2 separate regions of the Mus musculus genome follow, and region 1 is linked to region 2. The links are chromatin contacts, found by POLR2A ChIA-PET in ENCODE. All regions are on one chromosome and are shown on one strand. The core of a region is the stretch at or near the end of the contact, and the rest is flanking DNA. Distances in the headings are between cores, read along the strand shown.

Region 1 (2,721 bases), core at 41-2,540, 460 kb after region 2:
ATCATCAACTTCTGAGGAAGTCTTCGAGCCAACGAGAATCAAATATCTTCAGAACCCAGCAAAAGTCAAGCTTGGCAATTTCCTGCACTTTCTTCGTTTTAAATGAGTTGCGGGCTTCCTCGGAGGTGTCACAGTCTGGCCATGTTAACACACCTTCCCCAGCGGCCAACCAGTTCCCGAAGCCCTGACCAGGTATCTGTCTCCCGTCAGGTCTGGGAAACCACGAGCCCCTTAGACAACCCACCAAGGCGACACGGCCCGTAACCTGTCCGGTGTCTCAGCACCAGGCGGCCCGGTACTGTCGTTCTCCCCAGGCCTGACTGTGTCTCTTTAAATGCGCTCGCCACTCCGGGCTAGGCCCGATGCTCACTGAGCCTGCTTGGCCTCCGCAGCCTCGCCCACCCTCGGGCCTCCACCGTGCTCCATACACTCAGCCCTCACCCTGTGAGCTGTGGTTGGCTTCTCAGGCGCCGCGAACTGAAACCCAGCCGGCGACGGCGGCGGCAGTAGGGGGAACTAGCGCGTTCCCAGCAGCAGCCGCAGCCATCTTGGCACATCCGGCTCCAGGTGCCGCCGCCGACGTGTCCGAAGGAGACGTCAGCGCGCCCCGCCCCTTAATTGCCCCTCCTCTTGCTTCTTCCAGTCTTTCGCTGCTTCACCCATTGCCCCGCCCCCCCTGCCCGGCCCTCTTGGCCGCGCTCCGTACACGTCTTCGGCGCGTCAATCATACCACGCCCCCTTGGGCTCCGCCCCCTCTCCCGTCCAGTTTTGCACTGCTTCATCCTTTTGTTCCGCCCCCCAGGAGCTGCCCCGCCCATTCCCCTTAAGAGCCTTTCGTAGTGTCCCTTTTGACTCCGCCTTTCGTTCGTCTCCAGTCTTTTGCCGCCTCATCTCTTCGTCCCACCCATAGGCCCGCCCCTCTTGCGTCAGTCACTTACAGCTCCACCCCCGTGGCCCCGCCCTCACCCACTTGCGGAGCCAGGAGCGCGGGCCCCGCCTCTTCACGTCGCCCTGGTTACGCTGGTTCTGTCCTACAGTCTTCCTGTTCTAGGATTTGACTGGACAGGATTCTTCAATCCAGATCCCCGGGGAGAATCAGTCTTGAAAAACCAAAGCCAGAAGTTCCGCTGAGTCCAGAGCCCCAGCGGGCCCTCTCGCTTGCCCCCTCCCCATTTTTCCGTTGGGTTCTCTTGGTTGCCGGCGGGGGCGACTACGCGTGCGCCACCCTGCTCGAGTAGCTAGGCGGTCGACTTCTGCGGGCTGGACAGGCGCGTGCGCGGAGCTGTACCCGTTGCTTGGCTACGGCTCTTTGCTGGAGCCTGCCCGGCGCAGTTCGCGTGATTAAGCAAATGCCTTTCCTGGTGCTAGTAGGAACTCTCACCACCACCACCCCCATTCCCCTCCAACCTTTGCTAGAGGAGAGAAGCCAGAGCCTGGAGGCCAAGTCCTTCAAACTCCATTGCGACTCCTCCCGGCAGGGCGCGGCCTAAAGCCCACGGCGGAACGCTGGACTTAGACCAGGGATGTCAGCAGGTCTGTCTGTCGGAGCAGAGGCTCTCCGGAAAAGGTGGGTGCTGTCATCGGGGAAGTGACCAGGCCTGGCTCCCTCACCTGTACTCCAGAGAGCGTGAGAAGGCGGTGCCCCTGCGAAGCCGCCTGGTCAGTGGCGAACCCAGAGGCAGGGAAGGAGGGAGTGTGGTGGAGCTGGCCAGCGCTCAGACACGCAAGCATAGCCGGGAGAACTGAGGGCCAGCTTCATGTCCTCTGACGTGGCACTGTGGGTCACTCTGTAAAGCTAACATTTATCTTTAGAGAGCCAGGTTTCCAAACTCTTTCTGAACACATGGTAGACTCAACTTTAAGTCCCTAAAAAGAAGCAGCAACCCCAACCCTAGGATGGCTAGAGCTAAATAATAGCAAGGCCTCGTCTAAATAAATAAACAAACAAATAAATAAATAATAAAATGCAAGGTCTCCACTCTCAGGCCCCCAAGGGTAGAGATGTTAAAGGGACAGCTGTGCTGGCTCCCATCTCTGACTCCATCCTAAGGTAGGGACAGGACTCGATGCCTGCTATAGACTGGCTGGCATCATGCAGCCAAGCTAACCTGGCCTCTGAGTGACAGACTCCGGTTTTAGGCCCAGTCTGTGCCCATATGCCCTGCTCTGTTGACTGAAACCTCTCTGGGCATCAGGAGAGCCACTGGGTAGTTTGAGGACTTGAATGGCGTACTTTAATGCATATGCAAAGGCAATGGGCACAAACTGGGACTGCCTGAGGCAGGCAGGGCAAATGGTGACTCCTGAGTTTATGGGTGCCCCCACCATTACATGGGTACCTCCACTTTGCCTGGGGACTCTTCGTTTATTTGGAAGTTGGGCACATCATCCCCAGTTCCCTGGAGTCCTATGTAGTCAGCATCTGGTACAAAGCTGTTATAGCCTAGGCTGCACTACAGAGCACACAGGACTCCCATGCATGAAGGCTGTGTCAGAACTCCCTGTGGCTTCTGACACTGTGACCAGCACTTGGTAACCATGTATTCTTTGTAGTGCTACCCAGTCAGCCTCTCCCAGGCTGCACTGTCTGGTGTGGTGGCCCCTGGGCAGTTACATAGAGCTGTGAACTGTGAACATAAAGCATACCAGATAGGTAAGAATTCATTGGTGAGTGTTTATTGAATGTTGAGTATTCTGAGAGCATTGGGTTGAATAAAACTT
Region 2 (2,700 bases), core at 31-2,530:
CAGATTGGCTGGAACTCTAGTTTGAGACTAAGTCTCAAACTATCCAGCCTTCTAGTCACCCTGATGCAGTAAGGAACAGCTAAGCAGTGGTTATTTAGGTAAGAGTCTTTCTTGGACTTAGAGGACCAGTCCAATTGCCAGAGAATAACACTGCACATGATAGGCACCCTCCACCCACCGAGACTCAGAGAGCATGGATGACACGCGAACACAGTCCCATGCCTGGACCGACCCTGGGCTACCTCAGCGCTCGCTCACCTGGGCCGCCGCCAGAACAGCAAGACTTGAACTGACACCACGCGAAGGCGCGCCTTGGCCCTGTCACCGGCCTCATTCTCAATCTTGGCTCTGTCTCCATTCCTTGTCCCTAGACCTTACAACCTCCTCCCGTGCGTCTCATCCCCCCAAGACCCGTCAGATCCCCTCTGGTCCCAACCTGCCCCGTCTGTCCAACGTCCGAAACTCTCTGCTCTCATCCCCCAGCATGTCAGTCCCTTTTCTGACCCCTCTGGTCTCATACCTGGTCGTTTCCGTCGGTCTCCCTCTGGTCCCATTCTGCGGCCGTCGCGTTCCCCTCTGGTCCCATCCCCCGTCGTAGTCCGACCCCAGTTCTGGTCCCATACCCCGGCTCCTATACCCGTCCGACACCTCCCGGTCGCATCCGAAACCAGTGCGTTCCCCGTCGGCTCCCCTCTAGTACCATCCTGGAACCGGATTCATTCCCCGTCCGTCTCCCTGTAATCCCATCCCCCGACCCCGGACCCCGCCGCGCCCGCCCACCTAGGCCATAGGCCTTCGCACAGATCCACTGCAGGTTGGCGGCGATCTTGGCCCGCGCCGCGTCGTAGCGGTCCAGCGGCACCAGGTCGGCGCCCTCCGGGGGCGCCTCCATCCTCCTCCAGCCTTCGGCGGCACAGCGACCGCCCGCGTCCACCATCTGCAGACAAAGGCCGCGGCAGCCCGGCCGCAACAAAGACGCCGCCGCCCTCCCGCGCCGCCCGCCCGGGCGCACGGCCCTTACTTCACGGCCGCCGCCGCCACCCAGGCTGCTGCATGCTGCGGGCGCCGAGCCGAGGCCGAGAAGGCGCCGAGCGGGCCGGGCAGGCGGCGGCGGGCAAGCGCCGGCCGAGGAAGGCGCGGGGCAGGCGCGGGGCAAGCGCGGTGCGAGCACGGGCCGGGGGCGGTGGCGGAGGCGCGTGCGCGGCCCAGGAGAAGCGGCAGCTGAGGCGGCGGCCAACGGGTGGGAGCTAACGCGCCGCCGCCGCGTCACGCAGGCGCACTTACCGCCCCCCGCAGCCCCACCTTTCTCCGCAAGCGCAGTAGGCACCGCCCGTAACACCGCCCGCTCGCCCCGCCCTCCTCCTGAAGGCTCCGTACCTGTCCCCTTCTTCAGATGCTCTGGGTACACCCTCAGCCCCGCCCCCAGCCCTGGTCCTGCAGAGTAGGCACGCCCCTCTAACCTAGCCCAGTCCGTGTCCTTAGTAGCTATGGACACACCCTCGGCCCCGCCTCTACTTCGTCCTCAAGGCTGCATACACGCTAGTCCATCCGGCCCCTCCCCGCCCACCCCCCGGCACAGTGGACACGCCCCTGTCCGGATCCCGCGCAGGCGCAGTATTCTCTTCTGAGGGCTAGCCTGTTTCCTAGCAACTTGAGAGACTAATCTCTGGCCTTGATTGAGCCTCAGTCCTGTGTGCAGAGACGTTCGCCTCTACCTCTGGCAAGGCCAGCTCTCTGAGAACTGAGCGCCCTTAGAGTCTGCACCGGTGCTGCATCTGTGGACTGAGATGCCAAGACGTCTCCGCCCGGACTGGCAGAAAGTGGGCGTCGCAGAGTGTGTGCGGCTCGAGAACTGCGCCTGAGATTAGCCCAGAGAAACAATCCCCGCAGCTCTCGGGAGTCCGGAGCAACCGCGAGCTCCGCCTCCTCCTCCTCCTCGGTGGGCACTATCAGATCTCTCAACCAGTTTTGGCATCTAAGGGAAATGGATGCCAGCCTAGGACCATCGTCGCGTGTGACCTGCATTTTAGTGCTTGAAAGGAGCAATAGTATATTTTTGAAAACTGGGTGCGGAAGGAGAAAGATGTCACTGAAGAGCGGACTGTGTGCGCACCAGCCCCTGGGAAGGCTCAGGAACCCTCCGGCCCGGGCGTGGGTGACCTTACTAACCATCATCTGCAAACTTCAAGGTGTTTAACTTCTGTCATTGCCAGAGCCGCCCTATGTATGAAGAAGGCAGTGTGTAGAGTGGATGTTGTACAGGTAGCTGTCCCTCAAGTCCAAGTGCATGTATGATGTAGTCAGAAAGAGCCGCGGATGAGCCTGGGCATGGTATCCCATGATTGTAATCCCTGCAGTGGGGAGACTGGAGGCAGGAGGATCTAGATGAAATTCAAGGCCGGCTTCAGCTACTGGAGATGAGACCCTGTCTCAAAAAACAAAACAAACAAAAAATGGATAGTGGCCTCATGTGGCAAGTATCTTGAACCCAGCACTTGGGAGGCAGAGGCAAGTGCATCTCAGTGACTTCAGAGCCACCCTGTTTCTAATCGAGTTCCAGGTCAGCCAAAACCACATAGTGAGACCCTGTTTAAAATAAAATGAAATAAAAATTGGTTAGGGCTGGGTACCCATGGAGAGACCGAAGAGAATGACATTTGGGCAGAAAGGAGTAAAAAGTGAGCCTAGTGTCTGTCCGAG

What was found. ChIA-PET counts read pairs that join two places held with the same protein, here RNA polymerase II (POLR2A).
Region 1: POLR2A ChIA-PET joins it to region 2 with 19 read pairs in embryonic stem cell. The contact joins the promoter of 0610009E02Rik here to the promoter of Camsap1 in region 2. POLR2A ChIA-PET finds 5 or more read pairs at or near these places in 3 of 5 experiments (Patski and embryonic stem cell).

Annotation. Positions count from the first base shown.
Region 1 is chr2:26,444,634-26,447,354 of GRCm38, forward strand. It overlaps 0610009E02Rik (RIKEN cDNA 0610009E02 gene), which reads left to right and starts at 1,291. Exons shown (of 3, transcript NR_152209.1): 1 at 1,291-1,567. Sec16a (SEC16 homolog A, endoplasmic reticulum export factor) reads right to left here and starts at 583. Exons shown (of 30, transcript NM_153125.2): 1 at 442-583.
Region 2 is chr2:25,982,002-25,984,701 of GRCm38, forward strand. Camsap1 (calmodulin regulated spectrin-associated protein 1) reads right to left here and starts at 1,281. Exons shown (of 18, transcript NM_001372499.1): 1 at 781-1,281. The coding sequence starts at 937.